Regions from separate parts of the Homo sapiens genome. Here regions 1 and 3 are each linked to region 2. The links are chromatin loops, found by intact Hi-C in ENCODE. Cell type or tissue: heart right ventricle. All regions are shown on one strand.

What was found. A loop is a pair of places that touch in the nucleus more often than their neighbours do. Peaks named below come from ENCODE experiments on the same cell type or tissue, not always from the same donor. Only the 100,000 strongest peaks of a DNase experiment are listed, where the experiment ranks them.
Region 1: a loop joins it to region 2, with 2.4 times the contacts of the local background. A loop is called at or near these places in 16 of 110 quality-filtered maps.
Region 3: it touches region 2 in a loop (4-fold over the local background); 12 of 110 quality-filtered maps call a loop at or near these places.

Annotation. Positions count from the first base shown.
Region 1 is chr9:4,378,732-4,386,731 of GRCh38, forward strand. It overlaps a transcript of GLIS3 not described here and the pseudogene RNU6-694P. Among named protein-coding and RNA genes, the nearest start is that of GLIS3, 83 kb to the left of the region's middle. In heart right ventricle, CTCF peaks have their summits at 4,138 (motif pointing right) and 4,339; no DNase peak of the experiment used is centred here.
Region 2 is chr9:4,546,230-4,554,229 of GRCh38, forward strand. The region is part of intron 2 of SLC1A1 (solute carrier family 1 member 1); the gene reads left to right. Among named protein-coding and RNA genes, the nearest start is that of SLC1A1, 60 kb to the left of the region's middle. In heart right ventricle, a CTCF peak has its summit at 3,071 (motif pointing left); DNase peaks (open chromatin) are centred at 3,029 and 3,429; H3K27ac peaks cover 5,879 bases.
Region 3 is chr9:4,600,861-4,608,860 of GRCh38, forward strand. SPATA6L (spermatogenesis associated 6 like) reads right to left here. Exons shown (of 12, transcript NM_001353486.2): 10 at 4,487-4,580; 11 at 3,319-3,409. The coding sequence ends at 3,320. Among named protein-coding and RNA genes, the nearest start is that of PLPP6, 57 kb to the right of the region's middle. RefSeq lists enhancers at 4,634-5,833, 5,247-5,824. In heart right ventricle, CTCF peaks have their summits at 3,887 and 4,102; a DNase peak (open chromatin) is centred at 3,901.

The DNA.
Region 1 (8,000 bases), 170 kb before region 2:
TTATTTCTTGGTTCTTGATAGCATGTGTAGGGTAAACTTCCCTGAGAGCAATAACTTAAACACACCTTTAGAATGAGCTTGTATGGCAGAAGCACCTGAATGTGTGCTCCAAGTTAGGGAATCTGGGCATGGCCGACCTGGAGACTGATTCTTCCTCTATGAGGTACATCTGAGCCCCCATCAAGCCAAGTGTTTGGGTTAAATGAAGGGGATTGAGGCCAAGTGTTTTGGGTTAAATGAAGGCTGACAGGTGGAGATTGTTAAGGGAAGAGTGTTAAGTGAAAATGCTATATAAGCTCCGTGCTGTTTTCAAGTGCTTGTGGTTTTCTTGCCTAACCTGCAGCCTCTCGGCCGTGTCGTTATGTTATCCATCCCACCACCACTGGACTGTAGGAAGGCGGATATGTTGTCCAGCGCCCCATCACTGTACCATTTCTGTACATAAGGCAGTTCTCCTATCCAGCCTGTCACCACTGCACTCTCTCCCCTCTATGTAAGCTCCTAATAAAACCCCATGTCTCATTTGCTGGCTATGGGTCTCTTCTTCAGCCTCTTGAACCTGGTGCCTTCCCTACTGAGGTTAATAGGGGTTTGGCAAAACACCATGCTACTGTTATTTAAAATGTTATAATTTCTCAAACTATATTAATCCCAAATTCAAATGCTAAAGATAACAACATATTGCAAAGCTGACTCTAAATGCCTCTGGATTTTTCAGCCCTTTTGGAAGATTGACAACATTAGTCCCTTCTTTTAGTGCAAACTATCTAGAGATGGGAGATCAAATGTGGAAATGCTTATAAGATGTTTTTAGTTGATGAGATTTCAGGATCTGGGAGCTAAACCTTGAGTTATTTCATTGCCATTGGGTGGTGGCAGTTGACTTGTTTTCTGCTGTTTCAGTGGACCTTGAAATTATCATGACTATTTGCTTCACTTCAGTGTACACCATCCCGCTCCATTTGCAGTCAGCACCACTCAGGGAATAAAACATATTCATTCGCAGTGTCCCTAGCAATGACAGAGGTATTTTCAAATATCTTTTTGCTCTTGAAGAAAGGAGCTCACTTTGCTTTTGCAAAAGACAGGTGCAAAAAGGACCAATATTTGACACACATCATATTATATTGCAAAGAATAGGAGTGTATGTGTGTGTATGCATCTGTATGTGTTTTAGCATAGACATCAAACCAAAAAAAAAGGAGGTCTGTCTTAGAGGCAGACAGAGTGAAAGACCCCCAGGAGGACTTGGGTTCCAATCTTGGCTTTGCAAGTAACTAGTTATGTTACCATCCACAAGTCACCTACTCTTTCTGAGTCTCATTTTCACTATCTGTAGTGCATCAATATCTGCTCTATTCCACCGGAGCATTGTGGGACAAGGTTTCAAACCTAGAAGGCATCTTGGCTGTATACAGCTAGGAGAAGGAATTATAATTGGTTCATTATTGACTCTTCCTTAAGAAGTTCTAACAGAATAAATTTGCCTTCTTGCCTGCTAATTAGACATGTATTTAACTGTTTCTTTTTTAAATAACTCTCTGCTGTTATTTGAAATCTTCTATTATATGTAATAAAAATCTCTGTCACACACACATACACAAAGATAACAATTGGCTCTAAGCAAAATGATTTCAGAAATAAGGGGGCAAACTTCAAATTATTACTGCCCATCAAGGAAGTCAGGTGACAACAGAGTATTGTTAACAACAAAAATATTTTCAAAAGCACCAAAGAAGATAAAAATTTAAATGTCAGAGCTGAAGACAAAGATTTCTATCAGTACATCTCACACTTTTGCATAATCAGAATCACATAGGAGAACTTGTTAACTATGCAGATTTCCGGGCCTCACACCAGAGATTCTGAGTCAATAGGACTGAAGTTGGCCAAGAAATCTGGATATTTAGCAAGCTACCTGGCTGATTCAGAGGCAAGTAGTTCTTTGAGAATACTTTGAGAAACACTGGTCATTACCAATCAAATATGAACATATTGTTAAAATTTTTAAATAAAGTACGAAAGAAACTGGTAGAAAGGAGAATGTGGATTTAATTCAACATAAAGTTTTGGGATGGGAGATGCAAGACCCTCCCAAGAATAGAACGAGAAGAGAAGGACTCCCTGCAATGTCTTATCTCTCAAAATGTCTCTAAGGTGGATCCACAGGAGCTAGTTAGTGAAAACAATGGAGGAAAATGTACAAACCCAAGAGGAAAATAAGCCATATAAAATTAGAAGAAAAATGTGGGAGGACAGGCAGAAATGGCCAGAGGGTAAGTAGTCTCAGGGATGGTCAAATTGTTGATGGGTAAAAAGATAGGAGAAATTCAGTAGTCACTGGTCAGAGGGGAAATCTTACTCATCAAAAAGGAGAGGAAGAACCAAGTAAGTGAGAAAACAGTAAAAATGTGAATGACTTTACATTTTTAAGAAAATGACATACAATCTTCATGGAAAATTTGGTGGTGGGGAAATAAAATGAGTTCAACATGAAAATATCTTTAAAAAGTATCTTAGAGGAATTTTAGGATAGAAGATGAGAAAGTACTTTGAAAAGTATAAAGAATGAATTACATGATTATTGCTTGCAGTATTTTCATGATTATCAAATTTTTTCACTGTCTGCCTGGCTCATAAGGTAGTTAAAGAGGGCTCTATGACATTATCTTTGGATCCCCAGAGCCTAACAGTATCTGATATATAATAAGCACCAACCGGACGGACAAATGGATGGGTAAATCAAGTTAACACAGGAAAAGATAAGAGTTGCATGGTCACATAGTACTCACAAAGCCTTACAGGTTTCATTCTCTGATTTTATGAACACAGCACTCACGCACATTTTGGTACTAATATCTGCATGCATGAACCTCCAACTGGGGCATGCCTGTTTGTCTTCCTGAAGGAAGTACTTCTTGATTCATTTTACTTGGTGCATCAGTTGTCTACCTGCTGCCCCTGAGCTGCACTTTCACCTTATTCCATCCTGTCTGTATTGCTGGGGCTGTGGGAATCCACAAACTCCATTTTCCAGACTCCTTTACTACCTGGCTTTCTGTTATGTCTGGCAAGAGGAAGAGCCATTATTTCTTTCTTATACTCTCTTTGTTTCTGCTGTTGGTTCTGGAAGTAGCTGTGCCCCTTCAGTGACCCAAGGTTCTGCTGGAACTGCCCTTAATTGGTCCCGGCTGTGGCTAGGGAGACCATCCTTGGCAGTCCCAGCACAGGCTGGGTGGAATCCCTTAAGGCCTGCTCCTGGACTTTGACAGCTCCTCTTCAGTTTCATTCCCCCAGTTCCTAAGGCTGGTAGCCGCTCTCTACAGATACTAATCTCGGAATGTCACCCTTTTCCCTTTTTGCTTCTTTAGCTCCCTTGCTTATCTGTTCCAATGCCCGTAATACCAAAATCTGTAGTAAATCCCTTTTATTTGAAACATCTAGAGTGGTTTCTGTTTTTCTGGCCAGATGCTGAATGACACATCTGGAAAAATCAGGGTAAATATTATTACTCTAGGTATTGAAAGTACAGATTGGAGAACATTTCGTTTGTTCCAGAAGAATCCTGAATGAAAACCGAAATTCAACTGGAGAGTTAGAGCATTATTGAACAGTATGTGTAGGGAATAAAATGCCTTTCCCCCATCCTGGAATACCTCCCTGATTATACTACCTTATTACTGTGATTGTTTTTTAACTTCTCTGCTTTTTCACACAAATCTACAAGAATCTCCTCTTCCTGGAAGCCTCTCTGATTACCTCACACAAACATCATCTTGCTTAGTCTGAATTCCTATGGTTCTTTTGTTCTCTGACTTCTAGAGTATTTCTCCAGGTATGTTAGCAATCAGTTTTTCTCTTGATCACTCCCCAAACCTGAGTGATCATCAGAATCCTCAGAAAAATATAGATACCAGGCCCTTCTCCTTGTCCTAACCTCCTGAGACAAAATTCTAGAGTGATGAGTGGGTACTATAGGGTCGAGACAGCATCTATATATATTTTAATACCTCTCAGATGATAAACCCTTCAAGATCAGGGCCTTTCCATTTCTCATGTAGCTTTTACTGTACCTAATACAGTTTAAGCAGACCATAAAAATCTGTTCATTTTCTAATGAATTACATGAGGGAAGATTCCCAGGAAGACCAGCTGGTGTCACTACTGCCTAATTAATATTTCTGGCCCAGGGAAGGGCATCTCACAAAGCAAAATTTGACCTTACCTGGATTCACCGATTCTGTGCTTGAATCCATCTTCCCATCTGTCTATTTTCCTAAAAGGAAGTTGCAGAAACCTTGCCAAGAAAATAGACAGCAAAACTTCAGCAGTACCAATAACTTGGGTTTTCTGAAAGGAAATGATGCCATGACCTGAGGCTGCCAGACTTAATGTGAGAAAGCAAGAACTGAAACGAGTAGAAGTAGGCCTCCCACTGGCCCAAGGCCTAAGATTTCATTGCACTTGCTTCTTGGCATTAACATTCTGTAGAACAAGTTTCAGAAAAAAACGCTTAACGAATTTGCAAGCACAACCAAACTCCAACCAGATTGCATTTTTTATTCACCTTTTACAATCTCATTCATTTTCCATAACATTTGGAACTGCTGTTTGAAAGTTTAATTTTCCTTTTTATCTACTATTTTCTTATTATTGACTTAAATTATTCTTGATTCATGGATAAGCAAACTAATGTGGGTCTACCCTGAGTCATTTATTATGTATCAAAGATAACATAGAACTCTTCACTTCTGGCAGAAGCTGTTTAGTAATTACTTCTAATTACTAACAAATTAAGAACAGCATGTGCTCCAAAAGCAGTTTCTATACAAGCTCAAACCTGGCTATATTTCAACACTTCTAAATTCTAATTCTCTGGATGCAGAAAAAAATCTATTAAGATGGTTAAAAGGAAATAAAATCTAGATGTATAAGTCCAAAAGAAGTCTCCAAAAGTCCCCTATAACCTTTCTTAGGTAATATGACTTGATCATCTCCATTTGAACATTTACTTCCAGAAAAGTAGATTTTTGGGATAATCAGCCTCTTTGTGTTGATTGACCACAAACTTCTATGTTCAGAAGTTTACATTTTAATTAAGAGGGAGGTATTGAATGGTAACTGGATCTCCAGTAGTTGAAATGGGCTTCTCCTTGTCTAGAATAAAGGCCTTTGTTAGCTAGGTGGTCCTAGAGAGAGCACGAACCCCTCAATTCCTCTCCTTCAAGACTTACAGCCTTAAATATCCATGGAACTACCCCCACTTCTCAGGGAGTTTGTGTGCCATTGGCTGCCAATCAGTCATGTCATTTATAGGGCAGATGAGAGTAGTCTCTTTTATTTCCCACTTGGTACTGAAGAAGTTGTGGCCTTTGGGGGTTAACCAGTTACTGCCCAGCACACTGTACACAGATCGTGCCAATGAGGTGTACACGTTTTCCTCCTGCTCACTTTGTGGAGCACACTGGTGGTGAACACAGGGTGCTGGACCTTATAAGGGGTTTCCATCATGGAGGAATCTTTTGAAACAACAGCAGTGCTGCCAGAGGTGGGAAAACGGAACTACTTTTTAGATAATACTGTTCAGTTAGCCAGGACTCACCTTCACTGGAAAAAAAAAAACTTTTTAGAAATTCCAAATGAAGATAAAAATTTATTTTCTAAGTTGTCAATATCAGCTTTGTGTTCTTTAACAAGGACTATTACTCATGGTTGATTGTTTGCCAATGGCATTGAAATTGTTTCTTTTTCTCTTTCTTTCTCTCTCTTTCCCTCCCTTCCTTCCTTCTTTTCTTCCTTACTTCTTTCCTTTATATAATATATATAAAACCTCTTTCCTTTATATATAATATATATGTATATATATTTATGACTCTCTAATTTCTTCCCTGGACAGCAAGATGCCACCCACTGCCTTATCCCTAACCTAAATCATGGTCTCCCAGCTTACTGCTTATTCAAGGGCTAGGTAATAAATTCCATTTCCTTTTTAAAAATTTCCTTCACCAGCTGGTTAATATCCAGAGTCACGTGTCTTCCTCTTCCTACGCTCCCATGTCTCCCACTCCCACCCACTCAACCTCCAGCCCCGTGTACACATCCAAAACATATCAGATAGAAGACTTTCCTTTCCTTGAGATCCAAACTGGGAACCTGGAGCCAGACACTGTTGCACAACATTGGGTCCTAACTGTCATTGTAACGATTTTCAACTCACCTGTCAGCATTCAGCTATACAAGCTTCATAATGTTGCCCAACAGAGGCGCAGAAACCAAGGGCAGATGCCTCAGCCTTTTAGAAGTTGCTTGTAAAACAATAGTGGAGCAATATATTTTGAAGTGTGTTTTGAATTTCTTAAAAAAGGAAAAATCTAACACTCCTCAGAACAGTTTACTGTACACAGTGAACTCTTAGCACCTAGGATCTCATGGGTTGCAGTGTGCCTGCAGGACTGTTTCTGCATTCCCTTCGATTTCCCACATTCCGTTTCTTCGTGGATTCCCTCTGCAGCTAAAAATTTCAAGGATTTTCCCAACCCCAAAGATAGAAGTTGATACCTAAAATCCAAAAGCTGCATTTTCCAAGCAATATAGATGTTAGACTCCATGAACCTCAGACTTAGCCTGGGCTTCTAGAAAATACAGTTCTTGGCCAGGCACAGTGGCTCACGCCTATAATCCCAACACTGTGGGAGCCTGAGGCCGGTGGATCACCTGAGGTCAGGAGTCCGAGACCAGCTTGGCCAACATGGCATAACCCTGTCTCTACTAAAAAATACAAAACTTAGCCAGGTGTAGTGATGGGCACCTGTAATCCCAGCTACTCGGGAGGCCGAGGCCGGAGAAATGCTTGAACCTAGGAGGCAGAGGTTTCAGTGAGCTGAGATCACGCTATTGCACTCCAGCCTGGGTGACAACAGTGAAACTCCATCTCAAAAAAAAAAAAAAAAAGAAAAAAGAAAGAAAGAAACAAAGAAAGGAGAGAGAGAGAGAAAGAAAGAAAGAAAAAGAAAGAAAGAAAGAAAGAAAGAAAGAAAGAAAGAAAGAAAGAAAGAAAGAAAGAAAGAAAGAAAGAAAGAAAAGAAAGAAAGAGAAAAGAAAGAAAAAATGCCGTTCTTTTTCCTGGTGCACAAGGCTCACCCCAACCCTGAGCCAATCCCGAAAGAGATTCTAATCTCCTGTACCACTTACCATCTGTACCAATCATGCAACACTTAGCAGAGAATGCTTCAGGACACAAAGAAATATATTGAGATCCCTATTCCCATCTATTTATGGCATCTTTGCTGCCTCATCACTCATGGCCAACCAGTGACAAACTACCTCTGGGGTGAGAATTTATCCCTTCTGCAAATGCTTTATTTGGATTATTCCCTTTATTGTAACAGCACATGTCCACAGTAGAAATCAAGGGAGAAAAACAAGAGAGAGAGAATAAAAACAGAATCTCCTCTAATCACCCTAATCACCCTACTCAGAAGGAGCTTTGGTTACTAAGCTATATTACAGTTATCTCATTATAATAATAAAAATTGTGTCTATACATGTGTATTATAGGGCTGCAATGAACATTTTCATAGCCAAATCTTTTGTGTGTAGCCAGGAATATTTTTATTTTTGTTTTTATTTTTATTAGTTTTTCTTCATTTTCTTTTCTTTTTAAAAAAAATTATGATTTTTTTAAATGAAACACTTCACAAATTTGCATGTTATCCTTGTGCAAGGAGCATGTTAATCTTCTCTGTATCATTCCAATTTTAGTATATGTGTTAACGGTGGAAGGTGTACAGATTCTTGGCGTGTTGAACAAAGAATTGGACAACACACACAAAGAAGGGTTTTAATGAAAATGAAAGTACTCCATGGTGTGGGAGCAGGCCTGAGCTTGGGAGCTAAAAGGTCCCGTTACAGAATTTTTGGGAGTTGAAATACCCCCTAGAGGATTCCACTGATTACTTGGGGTATGCCCTATGTAAATGGAAAGGATGACATAAAGTTAC
Region 2 (8,000 bases):
AGAGAACATTTAATTATTTTTATGAATGTATTTAATTACGTTTGGAAATGCCTGGTTCCTTTTAACCCTAGCAACCTGATTGACACAGCCGCAGACCAATTATTTGTCCCATGTAATATTTGTTTATTTGTTTAAATTGTCATAAGCATTTAAAATTGGAAAGATTTCATGTAAATATCCAAATTGCTGGCTTTCTCTGAAAAAAAAAAATGAAGATCTGGGAACACTGGCCCAGTATTTCCACCTATCAACGGTGGTCTGAAACCAAGAGACAACTACTCCATTTAGCTGGAGCAAATGCATTTGAGAATGCCATAGTCTCCACTACTCCCGATTGCCCAGTACTTTGTCCACTTCACTCTTACGTTACCTGCCTGGCCGCCGTAAGGATGGCAGTTATAATCCCTTAGAATCTTCTCCATATCAAAGATTCTTTAAAAAAATGTTTTTAAACATGGGGTCTTGATATGTTGCCCAGGCTGGTCTTGAATTTCTAGGCTCAAGCAATCCACCCACCTCAACCTCCCAAAGTGCTGGGATTATGGGCATGAGCCACTGCATCCAGCCCAAGATTCCTAATTTTTTCTTGGGCTCCTTTGAGAATACAATGCAAACTTTGGACTTCCTTTCGAGAAAAATCTTCACAATTGTACATATATACTATATTTTGCACGCAATTGCACAAGGTGCATAAACCACCTGATGAGCAATACTATTGAACTCATGTGTCTATGAGGGGAAGTATAGAAGATTGATCCAAATTATGCAGCAAACCCAAAACTCGAGGTAAAACAGGTTTTAGAAGAAAAGGTAAAAATACATGTATGAATGTCTAATTCTGTAATATCAGATGTTTGAAAATACATGCCACTCTTGACAGTCAATAACAAGTGAGTTTTGTTTTGGTTTGGTTTTTTTTCTGGGAAGTATAGCCTTTGGCCAGAAGCCAGAAACAGATACTTCCTCTAGTGAGATTTTTGCAGTCTGGATGTTTTGTGTGTTAGCTCAGCCTTGCAAATAATCTAGGAAAATAATTTACAACTCAGCATTCCACTGACATAGCCCAGCTACTTTTGAAGCTATAGCATGGATCAAGTAGTTTCTCCACTTTTCCTCCACCAAACCCCCAGCAGCCAGTCAAGAACTAGAGGCAGCGAGCAAAACCACCACCCCATCTTTTGATTTGGAGCAATGAAATAGTCAAAGATTCAAGGGATATGAACAAAGCAGGGTGGGGACAATGATGGCATATCCATGTTTTAAATTGTCAGATTAGAGGGAAAAGCAACAAGACTAGTGTTGGCACAGTTATAGGAAAATAAGTTCATTCATACACTTTCAGTTACCTAATAAATTGGAACAAACTTTCTGGAGAACAGTTTGGAGCATGTTCTGATCTCTTCACCCAGTAATTCTGTTTCTCAGAATTGATCATAAAGAAATAATCAGAGATATGTTCAAACTCCTAAGTACAAGGATATTCATGGTAGCATTTTTTTGTAATGGTGATAAATTATAAGCAACCTAAATGTATACAAATTTATATTGTATACATATGTATACAAATTTATCTTTTATACTATGTATACATAGTATACAAATTTTCATACTAAGCAACTATTAAAAACTTGTCTTAGAATCATATTTAATTACATGTGGGAACATTCCCAATACAGTATAAAGTGGGAAAATAAAATTACACAACAGGATAGTGTATACAATCCAAATTTTATTAAAATGTATATACATTTTTAAAAGTTGTGATCAAAACCAAAAGGTTAACATCCAGAAAGTAAGAAAACATGATCTGTTCTGCTTTCTTTACATTTTCAACTGAACCTGTGTTTTTGTTTGGTTTGTATTTTTAATGAAAGAGATGGGGATGGAGTCTGGCCTGAGATCCTCCAATTTTGCCTCTGGTCGCTTCTCTGCCTCATCTCTGCTCCCTTCCCCTGCCGGCTCAGTGCCACCTTTACCTGGTACACAGCTCCTTCCTCCAGACCCTGAAGTAGTCTTCAGCCTCCCTACCCAGAAGATGGCCGTGGAAAACACACAGGAAGGGCCATTTCACATTGCAAATGCCCTCATGAATCCAGCAGGCTGGTAGCTTAACGTATACAGTTATTAGGCCGAAGGAGGATGCAGGTGGGAAGCTGAGGAGGGTTGAATGAGTCCCCTAAGGATACGTAAATTAGAAGCAGAAACACAGCTAGAATTCAGACCCAAGATTAATAATCTGTGCTCCTGCATAAAGGAAACTCTCTTGCCAAATTAACAGGTAGAAAAAAAAATTCTGCCATCAAAGCCTCTGGTGAGATTAAAAAAATACTTTATAGCTTTTTTAAAAAACAGGAAGAACCCCTTTTTATGTGATGATAAGGTTAAGAAGCCAAATTTACCAGGGAAATTTGAACATAGACTGGCTGTTAGATGGTATCAATAATTTGTTAATGATTTTGTTAGAGATGATGATGGCATATAGTTGTATAAGAAAATGTCCTTACTTTTTAAATGCATATGGAGTTATGAAATGACATAATGTCTCAAATTTACTTTAAAACAGAAAAAAAAAATGGCACAGTTGATATAAACTCAAGACATTTTCAGAGACAATCATTGTGGGTACCAATAGAATCCTACCGATAAATTACATTGTGAAGAACATGCTCCCGCCCTGCTGAGGAATATCTGTGTTTGGGATCTGCTAACATTTAGGCTTGTAAGCCGTATTTATGTCAAAGCACCAGAGAAATAACAGGAAATAGCTTATGAATATGCCTGAGAATTGTGGCTCTGGAAAAATCCTGGTCCAGCCAGTGAGTTTAAATTCAGGTCACATTTTCTTTACTACTTCCCAAAATTAAACTATGATGATTGGAGCCTCCTATGACCAACACAGGGACAGAACAGCACCTCCAGTCCCGCTCCCAGAGGTCCCCTGAGCATCCTTCCCGGATGCTCATAACTTTGCTCAGGAAGAGGTTGCAGCTCTTCCACTTTAGCCTCTGCCACCCCCGCCTGGGCCAGAAGCACTCCAGTGGGCACAGCTGCGCCTCCTGGTGTCTGCTGTGGCTGCCACTACCCCGGTGACCTAAGGAGTTCCGCTCTTTGCTCCTCCATCCTAAGACAGGAGCAGAAGCTTAATTCTCCAAAGTGCAGCTGAGACCACACTTCTACTCAGGACATAATCTTTGCTAAAGGTAACCAAAAGCAGATGAAACACCAATGGTGACATCCAACTGCTCCCTGAAGGGGCTCCCAGGGCCTCTTAACAGGGATGCCCCTCTGCTTAGCTGCTTGCCTCCAGGAGGCTAGAGTTCATCTCTAAAGGTGTTCCAAGCTTTCCTGCACCCCAGATCCCAGAACCTGACACCAAGTTCTAAGAAGGAAAAATTCCGCTATCACACAGGCCATCCTGTCCTGACCTGGAGTGACCTCTTCCTGGGATGCTTGCCATTGTGGAATATCCACTTCAGAGAAAACCCCCCTCACGGCCACAGGGGGATAGCCTTTCCTCGTGGACCCCATCAGGAGCCTTCCATAGACTCCATACCATAGTACCTGCTGGGTTATTGCAACCACCCTGCTTGTAGAACCTGGGAGTCTGTCCAGGTCAGGCTGGGCCAAGTCCATGCCAGTTCCTGTGCACATTTCTTCCTCCAGAGCAAGGAGTTGCTCATTCCTAACCCTTCCTGTGATGTCGCAGCTCTGGATTTCCTAAAAACGCCTGCTCAAACAAGGGCACACACAGCTCCTCAAGAAACAGCACCAGTTTGCAGCTCAGTGGATGTCAAGCCAAGCAGATATCAAGCCAAGAAAACTCCCTCCTTTCCCTCCTCTCTCCCCCAGGCCACTGAGTGTGAGTCCTAGTACTGATTCTGCTTCCTGGACAAGTCACATTATTAAACACTAGACGTCAGGAGAAAATATTTGCGTTTTGTTTATCAATGACTTTCAGTTTCCACCAGACACTGGTTGGGTGACTGGATTTACAATTGAGGATCTTCTCCAAAGATAAATTTAACACTCTACCCTTGGAAGATTTAAAAAACAAAAAATGCTCCAGACTTTTAGATGATTGTTACTCCAGCTTTCATGTTAGGATTTCAAAATTTTTAGGGCTTGACCTCAACCATAGGATCAGAGGTTTTCTACTACTTTTTGTTGGGAAAGGGTGGGAAGACAGGGTCTCATTCTATGGCCCAAGCTGGAATGCAGTGGTACCAGTATAGCTCACTGTAGTCTTGAACTCCTGGACTCAAGCCATCCTTCCACCTAAGCCTTCCTAGTGGCTGGGACTACGGGTGGCCCACACCACCATGCCTGGCTAATTCTTACTTTTGTCGCGATAGGGTCTTGATATATTGCCAGGGCTGGTCTCAAACTCCTGGCCTCAAGTGAGCCTCCCACCTTGGCTTCCCAAACTGCTGTGATTACAGGAATGAGCCACCACACCTGCCCTACTTTTTAACCAAGTAAAAAAGTTTAAAGCCTTATAAAACCTTAGGTATATTCAGTATTTATTAAACAACAGCCAGATGTAGAATGCATATGTGAGTTGGTTGCCTTTCAAGCAAGGATTTTTCTATGAAGGGCCCAATAGTAAATATTCTAGGTTTTACAGGTCCTGTGTATTTTGCCCAACTACCCAACTCTGTTTGTCATGGGAAAGCAGCCACAGACCGTATGTAAATGATTGAGGGTGACTGTGTGCCAATGAAACATTCATTTACAAAAACAGGAGGCCAGCCAGGAGCTGACCCCTGCCCAGCTAGACTCTGACACTCCAGATGCAATCTAGTTGAGGTTGAATCCAGGTAACAAAATAAACTACCACATCAGGCAAGGAGTATGAATGCACTGAAGAGACTGAAGAATAGAGGGTGAGCAGAATAAAGTGCAGTTGGTGATAGTTTTAGAGCACCTTATTTGTAAACTCAGGCTTTACAGCAGATGACACACTTAAATCTTTGGGGCTGAGGAAGGCTTTTTTTTAAAGGCTATGTATTCATTTACTCAGAGGCAGCTGTGTATCTGGAAACAATCCCACATCCTCCTATGAAAAGAACCATGCCACGTGCCTCCCCGAGACAAGGTTCAGTTTTATTCAGCTAACATTTGTTAACTCCAGCTGCATGAAAACAGACTAACAGAAAACCAGGTATAAGAGGGTGAGGCCCTACCACTCACATGGTCATGGAGCTGAGGTCATCTGATAGTCAGGTCCAGGAGTCCCTCGTTAGCAAGAATTGCAAGACTTGAAGACGCATATCACTTTGTTGTACAACTTGCTATTAAATGTAAGCTACTGTTCATAAACATAGGTGGCTAAGAGCATTTAATGTCAATTTTAGCTACGAGGGAGGAGTATGCATTCTTTTCTTGAAACATTGGTGGTCCATTATACAGTTTAGTTTCTATGAAAATTGCCATTCAAGGTGGTTTATAAACTTAAAACTCCAGGCAGGAAGACAAGTTTGTTGCCTAAGACTGTACAGTCTGAGAGTGAACTTCTTGCCTCATTTGCAACATCTGGAACCAGTGGGCTCTTCATGCACTTTAAGTGCTCCTTTCCCTAAGATTATCAAGAAATTTGTGTTGAGTTAGAATACAGCTGTTGAAGCCAAAGGACTTATTGTATCAATTTGATTTCTGAAATGCCTGGCCTCCAAAGACAAAACGACCACATAGTGTATAAGGAAGAGCTCCCATAATGAACATGCCATTTGCAAGTAATAAAATGAATAGTGGCAAGAGATAAATATGCCCTGCTTTAGTCTTTCCTGAGACAGTGAAGCCCAGAGAATCAACCATGCATGAGCCTTCTTTCTGACTAAACAGGTATTAGACTTGTTCATAGCTCTGTTCAGCTGTAAGATAACCTGATTTGATTACTTAAAAAGGGATTCTAAGGACCTTCTATATATTGGAGGCATGGACCTGGAAGACCATTCGTTCATTTATTTATTTATTCATTCTATCTTTAATGAGCCAGGCTCTGCTAGACACACAAGGTGTAAAATTAAGTCTTATCTCAGCAAGAAAGAGTACATTACAATGCTGTGTGATAAGCACTTTCTGGGAATGAGGTCAGTGCAGGGGACATTGGAAGGAGCCATTTTGAAGGAAGCATAGAAATCAAGTGAAAGGAAGAGGGTGGGTATTCCAGGCAAGAGAAAATAGCATCTTTGTCCTCCCAAAATAGCATCTTGGGAGGACAGTGAGACTTGAAGTGCGATGCTGGAAACGTGGGCAAGAGGAATGGGATGGAAAGGGGGAGCACAAGGGTTTACTGGCCTCGTGTGCCTTGCCAAGGGGACTGGACTTGAGCCTGCAGGCGAGGGAAGCAATTCTAGCAGTGACTCCCACCTGTGCCATTCTCTACAGAGGGACACCTGAATAAGTATCCATCCTAGAGGGGCAAGAGAGTCCAGTGGTTAAGAGTACAGACAGGAGCCACACTGCCTGGGTTTGAATCCTGGTTCTGCCATGGATTAGCTGTGAAACCTTGGATTTTACTTAACTTGTCCTCAGCTTTAAAATATGGATAATAATAATGTTTCATAGAACATCTAGAATGCCATACAATTTTTTTACTTACTCTTTTTTGTCTGAGACCTTCAGAAGTTCCTATAAAGTACCTGAACTGGCAGCAGAATCTACAGGGCCAATATCAGAATTGAGCTACGCAGATATGAACACACTGAATGCATTCATTCTGGAAATGAGAACAATATAAAAAGACTTGCTCTGCCATCAGTTTGTAAAGTTCACCAGCATGTAAGAAGCTTTTGCCTAGAAGTCCGAGATACCAATTTTATGGATAAAGAGAAGCAAAGAGACAGCTCAGTCATATTTAGGTTGTGGCAAAAACCCAGAAAAGTCTCACTGAGCCATTAGCTAGCTGCTGCTGTCAGAGCATTCATATGGACTTTGGAAAAGAACAGTTGAGTTCCTCAGATTCTTTGGGGTATATTTAATGCTTTTACTGGACAATAAGTTCAGGGAGTCAAAAAGTTCATGGAGTCTTCTGAAAAACTGGTCCTAACTACAAATACCACCGTGTTCCATAGTAATGAAAAAAATGTTAAAACAGCTCCTGGACTGCTGAAACCAGGACACAGCCCACCGCTTCTTTTTTTTTTTTTTTTTTTTTGACAGAGTCTCACTGTGTTGCCCAGGCTGGAGTGCAGTGGTGCGATCTCAGCTCACTTGCAACCTCCACCTCCTGGGTTCAAGCGATTCTCCTGCCTCAGCCTCCCAAGTAGCTGGGACTATAGGTGTGTGCCACCACCACCGGCTAATTTTTGTATTTTTAGTAGAGATGAGGTTACACCATGTTGGCCAGGCTGGTCTTGAACTCCTGACCTCAAGTGATCCACTTGCCTCAGCCTCCCAAAGTGCTGGGATTACAGGCATGAACCACTGCACCTGGAGAGCCCACTGCTTCTTGATGCATGTTTTGAACTTCAAATGTGGACCAGCTGACAGAGGCTTCAAGGGGACCTTTAGCTGATTCTGCTCAAGGACCAGTTTATTTTGTTAACATCACCAAATAGCCTAGAGTGGTGATATTACCTATTTTAAGAGAGTTCTTCATGTCTCTAAGAAAAGTAGATGTCATAGGTGATGCATGCACAGAAAGATTTTGCATGCTCCTCTTTGCCTCTTCCTTTCCCTTTGAACATCCAGGGAGTACTAATCAAGGCTGCAGAGATTTCCCTATGCCCTGGATTAACAAAGTAAGATCATATCCTGCCTTGTTTTCTCTGGGGAATAAAAGAAACATTTTGGAATTTAAAAATCATGAACCTGTTTATTTAATCCTCATAGCAGCCCTATGAAGTCATCAAGTAGGTGGGACCTTAACTCCATCTTTAGAGATAAGGAAACAGGAGGTTGAAGACAGATTAAGCCACTTTTTCAAGATCACACAGATCATAAGGGCAGCAGCTGGAACTGGCAAGTTTTGTTCTGGCAACACTCTGCTGCCAAGGGGC
Region 3 (8,000 bases), 55 kb after region 2:
ACAATCAATACAAGTAAGGAGAAAAAGATAATGTCATACTACCCCAATCTTGGCATGTAGCTATGCCTTGGGATCACTTAGTCTCTGAGCTTTTTCCCCAGATTCCCACAACAGAATAACCCAGTGAGCATCTGTGTGACCTTGGACAATTTACTTGACGTCTTTGTAAAATATCAGGATGATGACAGAGTATCTACCTCTTACTATTATAGTGAAGAGTTAGCATTGCTACATAGTAAATGTGCCAAAATAGGTGTTATTCAGTTGAGCTGTTAAACGTGTTCCAATTAACTATATTCTACTGAACAAATTTCCTTCCTTCCTTCCCTTCCCTCCTTCCTCCCTTCCTTCCTTCCCTCCCTCACTCCCTTCTTTCTTCCTTTCTTTCCTTTCTTTTTGATGGAGTCTTGCTCTGTAATTTGGCACTGCACACTGGGGGCCGGGATTTCACGGCAATTATGCCTTCCAAGAGAACTAGGGATAATCTGAGGGGTTTCTTTACGGGAGGTTTTTTTTTTTGTTTGGTTTTTTGGATGTTTGGTTTTTGTGTGGTAAAATTCACCAATTTTAAATATACAAGGGATACTCTGTTTATACCAAAAGTACCAAGTCCCAAAAGATCCAGAAATAGATGTATTCCAACCCCTTCAACCCATTTCTTCCACCCATTCTCTCCCTCTACGTGGTCAGACAATGGGACTCATTGTTTTTGGCTCAAGAATCCCTGACCTTTTTGTGGTAAGAATCTACTTTTTCATCTCCCTGAGATCTCGAGATCGCTGGGGAGCCAGGACCTGGCAGTGAAACAGATATGGAGAAGGGGAGGGACAGGAATTGGTGCTGCCATTAGAAGAGAGTCCTCAAGAAAAGCCGGGACTGGGACACGTAGTGGGAGCCACTGGGTTGTGTGTGGGGGATGCCTCCTGCCTGGGGTCTGTCCTCCCAACCCACAGGAGTGGCTCTGGCTGTCCTGTTCTAGCTATTTGATCTTGCCTGTTTGGATCTTTCCTGGACTCACTGAGATGGATGCTCAGCATCTTTCAAATAAATGCCCCGTTTGCTTAAGACTAGCCAGAGTCACTTGGGTTTTTCACAATCACTAAAGCTTCACTAAAATGACCCTCCAGGATCCCAGCCTCTCCAGGAATCCATGACTCAAGAAGCGGGGTCAGGGAGGATGGTATGGAGACTTCCAGAGAAGGTATTCTAAGCGTATGCCAAACTACTGGGTGGGAATTCCTGTTGTGTGGGAAACCTATTTTCCAAGAAAGAATTGACGTTTTTTTTTTTTCTTTTCTTACCTTCTCTCTATCCCCCCACATCAATGTCCACATATCAGCTGGTTCAGGGCTCTATGTAACTTGATATTACCCATGTTGAAATTCAATGTAATTTGGCATTTGATAATCATGTGGGCTATGTTCCGTATAACCACCTAAATAATTGCCTAGACGGCAATTATTTTGGTAACCAGAGAGTAAATGGCCCAGAATCCGTCCTTTAATCTAGCAAGCAGAACGTTCTAAGGTAGAAGCCTCCAGAATGGGCCATTACTGAGCTGTCCTGCACATTCCTCTGTGCTAAAGGTGGGGAGCCCTGGCCATTCCTAAGGCAAGCCAACTTGTTCTGTAAAGCATGCATGACCCTCAAAACAGACTTTCAGGAGCCTGACTACAGTGAAAACTTAGCAGGTCATCCCACACTCCTTTATTGTTTAGAAAGACGCATAATTATTCTGATCCTGCTGACATGAGGACTATACAGGACAAAGCTATAGGATCCTAGTGGGAGCCTTCCAAAGGCCAATGCCCACGAACTCTGCTTGGGTTCCAAAGGGCCCTCCTTCACACATGGGGAGACATGGATTTCCATGTAAGATTACACTCTAGCTTTGAAAATGCAATAGAATGTAGTGGTTAAGAGAATAAAGCTCCACCATTCACTAGCCATGTCACCTTGAGCAAGGGACCTAACCTATGCCTCAGTTTTCCTATCTGTAAGATGGAACTAATGATAGTACCTATCTCATTGGGTTGTCCTGAGAATTAGATATGAATTTGTTTAATACATGTGAAGTATGTGTACTAGTCTCAGCACTCAGGCCGCATGTCATAAGGAAGAGCGATTATTATTCTGGGCTTGAATGGAAAAGAAAAGAATATATGAGAAACGATGATGTCCCACAATGTGGCTAACTACTTGCCACAGATCTGAATTCTAGAGTTGCCTTGTTACATGCATTCATAATCAATGCATATTCAACATGCATTTATAAAAACTCTTTACTGCGACCGGGCACGGTGGCTCACGCCTGTAATACCAGCACTTTGGGAGGCTGAGGCAGGCAGATCACGAGGTCAGGAGTTTGAGACCAGGCTGACCAACATGGTGAAACCCCATCTCTACTAAAAATACAAAAATTAGCTGGGTGTGGTTGTGCACACCTGTAATCCCAGCTACTCAGGAGGCTGAGGCAGGAGAATCACTTGAACCTGGGGGGTGGAGGTTGCAGTGAACCAAGATTGCGCCATTGCACTCTAGCCTGGGTGACAGAGCTCCATGTCAAAACAAAAACAAAAACAAAAAAAACCCTCTTTACTGAGCAGCAACCATTGTGGAGGGTCAGGTGATACAGAGACAGCAGCAGGGTGGAGATGGGTAGGCAGGTTCTTGTTCAGTGCACACACCTAGTACATGTGTTTGCAAAGTTAAATGTGATTCCATTGTATGGCACTAAATACTGCGTATAAAGCAGTGAACAACAGAGACAGATTCTCTGATCTCATAAGGTTTCACTCCAGTAGAAGAGACAGATTTTAAACAATCAGCCCAGATAAAAATATAATAAGAAATTGTGTCATAATTTATGAAGGAAAAATGCTGTGTACTAAAGGGTACACATCACAGAGAGAGGGAGTGTCGTGTCATAGAAAATCATAAGCCTGGAAGGACAAATAGAAGTTATCCAGGCAGAGTCAGGAAGACATATTCCAGATGGAGAAAACAACATGTGCAGAGACCCCATGGCAGGAAAAAGCTCCGTGTTCAAGAAGCTGAAAGAAGGCCGGAAAGTCTATTAGATAAAGGGTGATGTTGCGGGCAGGGGAGATGATTACAAGAGGAAGCAAGAGAGCTGGAAGGCACGTGCACTGCAGTTATCATACAGAGCAAGGGAAGAACGCAGTTCTCAGGTCTCCTCCAAGTCTCCTGTCCTCCACACTTTCTAGTTACTTCATATTGATAGGAGGAAACTGAAATTCTTTTAGCAAACCAAGATAAGGAGAAGCACTTAAGCTGCTTACTTACATAAGACAGTACCTTAAAAATATCTCTGTTCATGCAGTGAGTATTTCTTCAGAGGGTAGCTTGGTCTTTCAATGATATAATTTACTTCAGAGGTAGAATCTTCCTACAATAAAAACAAATCCAGCAATTATGTTACCCATAACATAATAGAGATGGATGATACCCAGATGTGTAGTTTTGCATGTAGGAGGTCTGTGCATCCCATTTATGCCGTTATATGGGGTTCACTATATATGTGTGTATATAGAATCTTTCTTTTTTTGTAGAGACGAGGTCTCATTATGTTGCCAGGCTGGTCTTGAACCTCCTGGCCTCAAGGGATTCTCCCTCCTCAGCCTCCCAAAGTACTAGGATTATAGATTTGAGCCCCAAACCAGGCCTTTGTTTACATTTTAAAGAGATTCCTTGCCTGAAAAGGTTGGGAATTAAAGCAAAGCCAATGACTTTGCAGAAAAGAATTAAAGTAATTCACTACCCTGATGGTTAGGGCAAACAACATTTAGTTTTAAGTGTCATCCTGCAAATCTAGCATATGTCAGTATATAATAAGTCAAGAGGACTAATTCAACTACATGGCATCATTAAATTCAGCCACTGGGGGCACTGTTGTCCTATATTTGAATTCTTTGAGCAGGTGAACTGCCACTTAGCTGTGTATCTGAATCAGTGACAAAGTACTGGGAATACCTACCAATGGATCAGAAGCACTCCCCATACCCCTGTAAAAGTCATACAGCCAAAACCACCTTATTAAATTCTAGAACAACTTTCTTCCATGTTGTGGCCTTACATAGCTCACACAAACAACTGTATTCTTCCCTGGACTGGGATTCATGTGTGCAGGGGAAAGGAATGCTCTGTGGGCCACTTAGCCTGTCTTCTCTCAGTCCTTTGAAAGGACCTCTGCTTGATGAGTGCTGTGCACCAAATTAGCTGCTACTCCTCCGTTGGATCCAAGCCCCACTGTCTCATCCTCAGGAAGCCAGCCCTGACTCCCAGCCATGTCAAATACCCGCTACCATTCAATCTCAGGACAACAGGTAATCTCCTTGGTAAGCCTCACAATTTTCCACTTATTTCTGTGGTTATTTGATTAATGTCTGTCTCCCCGACTAGACTGTAGGTCCCTGTTCACATATTATTTAGTGAGCAAAGATCTAGTTTTATAAGAAAGTCTAACCTTGTTTTGGTGCAGCTGTGCTCTGTGGGATGTCAGAAGACTGCATACCCTCTCATGGATATTCTTCCATGTGGACTGAGAACCAGGATGGAACCTGCTCAACAGATGGAACAGGGTGGAATATTAAGCAGCTACTAAAAAGGACACTTAAAGCACATGACGGTATGGATTGATATTTAAAACTTAATTATAATAAAAAACAGCAGCATGCAAAATGGTAAACATAGTGTGATTTCAATGTCTTTCTTAAACCTACCCATAGGAAAAGCACTGGGGAATAAAAACTGCTCAGATGTTAAGAATTTTTTGTGTTTCTATGTGTGGCTATGAGTGATTCTTTTCTTCTTTGTACTTTCCTGTGTTTTTCAGATATTTCTCTCATGAACAAACCCTACTTTTACATTTAAAATTTTAATCTAAAACTTTTTAATATAAAATTTAAATCCGGTTTTCGGGGAGAGCCAAGATGGCCGAATAGGAACAGCTCCGGTCTCCAGCTCCCAGCGTGAGCGACGCAGAGGACGGGTGATTTCTGCATTTCCATCTGAGGTAGCGGGTTCATCTCACTAGGGAGTGCCAGACAGTGGGCGCAGGCCAGTGTGTGCGCGCACCGTGCGCGAGCCGAAGCAGGGCGAGGCATTGCCTCACTCGGGAAGCGCAAGGGGTCAGGCAGTTCCCTTTCCGAGTCAAAGAAAGGGGTGACAGATGGCACCTGGAAAATCGGGTCACTCCCACCCAAATACTGCGCTTTTCCTACGGGCTTAAAAAATGGCGCACCACCCACCTGGCTCGGAGGGTCCTACGCCCACGGAGTCTCGCTGATTGCTAGCACAGCAGTCTGAGATCAAACTGCAAGGCGGCAGCGAGGCTGGGGGAGGGGCGCCCGCCATTGCCCAGGCTTGCTGAGGTAAACAAAGCAGCCGGAAGCTCCAACTGGGTGGAGCCCACCACAGCTCAAGGAGGCCTGCCTGCCTCTGTAGGCGCCACGTCTGGGGGCAGGGCACAGACAAACAAAAAGACAGCAGTAACCTCTGCAGACTTAAATGTCCCTGTCTGACAGCTTTGAAGAGAGCAGTGGTTCTCCCAGTACGCAGCTGGAGATCTGAGAAGGGGCAGACTGCGTCCTCAAGTGGGTGCCTGACCCCTGACCCCCGAGCAGCCTAACTGGGAGGCACCCCCCAGCAGGGGCACACTGACACCTCACACGGCCGGGTACTCCAACAGACCTGCAGCTGAGGGTCCTGTTAGAAGGAAAACTAACAAACAGAAAGGACATCCACACCAAAAACCCATCTGTACATCACCATCATCAAAGACCAAAAGTAGATAAAACCACAAAGATGGGGAAAAAACAGAACAGAAAAACTGGAAACTCTAAAAAGCAGAGCGCCTCTCCTCCTCCAAAGGAATGCAGTTCCTCACCAGCAATGGAACAAAGCTGGACGGAGAACGACTTCGACGAGCTGAGAGAAGAAGGCTTCAGACGATCAAATTACTCTGAGCTACGGGAGGACATTCAAACCAAAGGCAAAGAAGCTGAAAACTTTGAAAAAAATTTAGAAGAATGTATAACTAGAATAATCAATACAGAGAAGTGCTTAAAGGAGCTGATGGAGCTGAAAACCAAGGCTCAAGAACTACGTGAAGAATGCAGAAGCCTCAGGAGCCGATGCAATCAACTGGAAGAAAGGGTATCAGCGATGGAAGATGAAATGAATGAAATGAAGCGAGAAGGGAAGTTTAGAGAAAAAAGAATAAAAATAAATGAGCAAAGCCTCCAAGAAATATGGGACTATGTGAAAAGACCAAATCTACGTCTGATTGGTATACCTGAAAGTGACGGGGAGAATGGAACCAAGTTGGAAAACACTCTGCAGGATATTATCCAGGAGAACTTCCCCAATCTAGCAAGGCAGGCCAACATTCAGATTCAGGAAATACAGAGAATGCCACAAAGATACTCCTCGAGAAGAGCAACTCCAACACACATAATTGTCAGATTCACCAAAGTTGAAATGAAGGAAAAAATGTTAAGGGCAGCCAGAGAGAAAGGTCGGGTTACCCTCAAAGGGAAGCCCATCAGACTAACAGCGGATCTCTTGGCAGAAACCCTACAAGCCAGAAGAGAGTGGGGGCCAATATTCCACATTCTTAAAGAAAAGAATTTTCAACCCAGAATGTCATATCCAGCCAAACTAAGCTTCATAAGTGAAGGAGAAATAAAATACTTTACAGACAAGCAAATGCTCAGAGATTTTGTCACCACCAGGCCTGCCCTAAAAGAGCTCCTGAAGGAAGCGCTAAACATGGAAAGGAACAACCGGTACCAGCCGCTGCAAAATCATGCCAAAATGTAAAGACCGTCGAGACTAGGAAGAAACTGCATCAACTAACGAGCAAAATAACCAGCTAACATCATCATGACAGGATCAAATTCACACATAACAATATTAATTTTAAATGTAAATGGACTAAATGCTCCAATTAAAAGACACAGACTGGCAAATTGGATAAAGAGTCAAGACCCATCAGTGTGCTGTATTCAGGAAACCCATCTCACGTGCAGAGACACACATAGGCTCAAAATAAAAGGATGGAGGAAGATCTATCAAGCAAATGGAAAACAAAAAAAGGCAGGGGTTGCAATCCTAGTCTCGGATAAAACAGACTTTAAACCAATAAAGATCAAAAGAGACAAAGAAGGCCATTACATAATGGTAAAGGGATCAATTCAACAAGAAGAGCTAACTATCCTAAATATATATGCACCCAATACAGGAGCACCCAGATTCATAAAGCAAGTCCTGAGTGACCTACAAAGAGACTTAGACTCCCACACATTAATAATGGGAGACTTTAACACCCCACTGTCAACATTAGACAGATCAACAAGACAGAAAGTCAACAAGGATACCCAGGAATTGAACTCAGCTCTGCACCAAGCGGACCTAATAGACATCTACAGAACTCTCCACCCCAAATCAACAGAATATACATTTTTTTCAGCACCACACCACACCTATTCCAAAATTGACCACATACTTGGAAGTAAAGCTCTCCTCAGCAAATGTAAAAGAACAGAAATTATAACAAACTATCTCTCAGACCACAGTGCAATCAAACTAGAACTCAGGATTAAGAATCTCACTCAAAACCACTCAACTACATGGAAACTGAACAACCTGCTCCTGAATGACTACTGGGTACATAACGAAATGAAGGCAGAAATAAAGATGTTCTTTGAAACCAACGAGAACAAAGACACAACATACCAGAATCTCTGGGATACATTCAAAGCAGTGTGTAGAGGGAAATTTATAGCACTAAATGCCCACAAGAGAAAGCAGGAAAGATCCAAAATTGACACTCTAACATCACAATTAAAAGAACTAGAAAAGCAAGAGCAAACACATCCAAAAGCTAGCAGAAGGCAAGAAATAACTAAAATCAGAGCAGAACTGAAGGAAATAGAGACACAAAAAACCCTTCAAAAAATTAATGAATCCAGGATCTG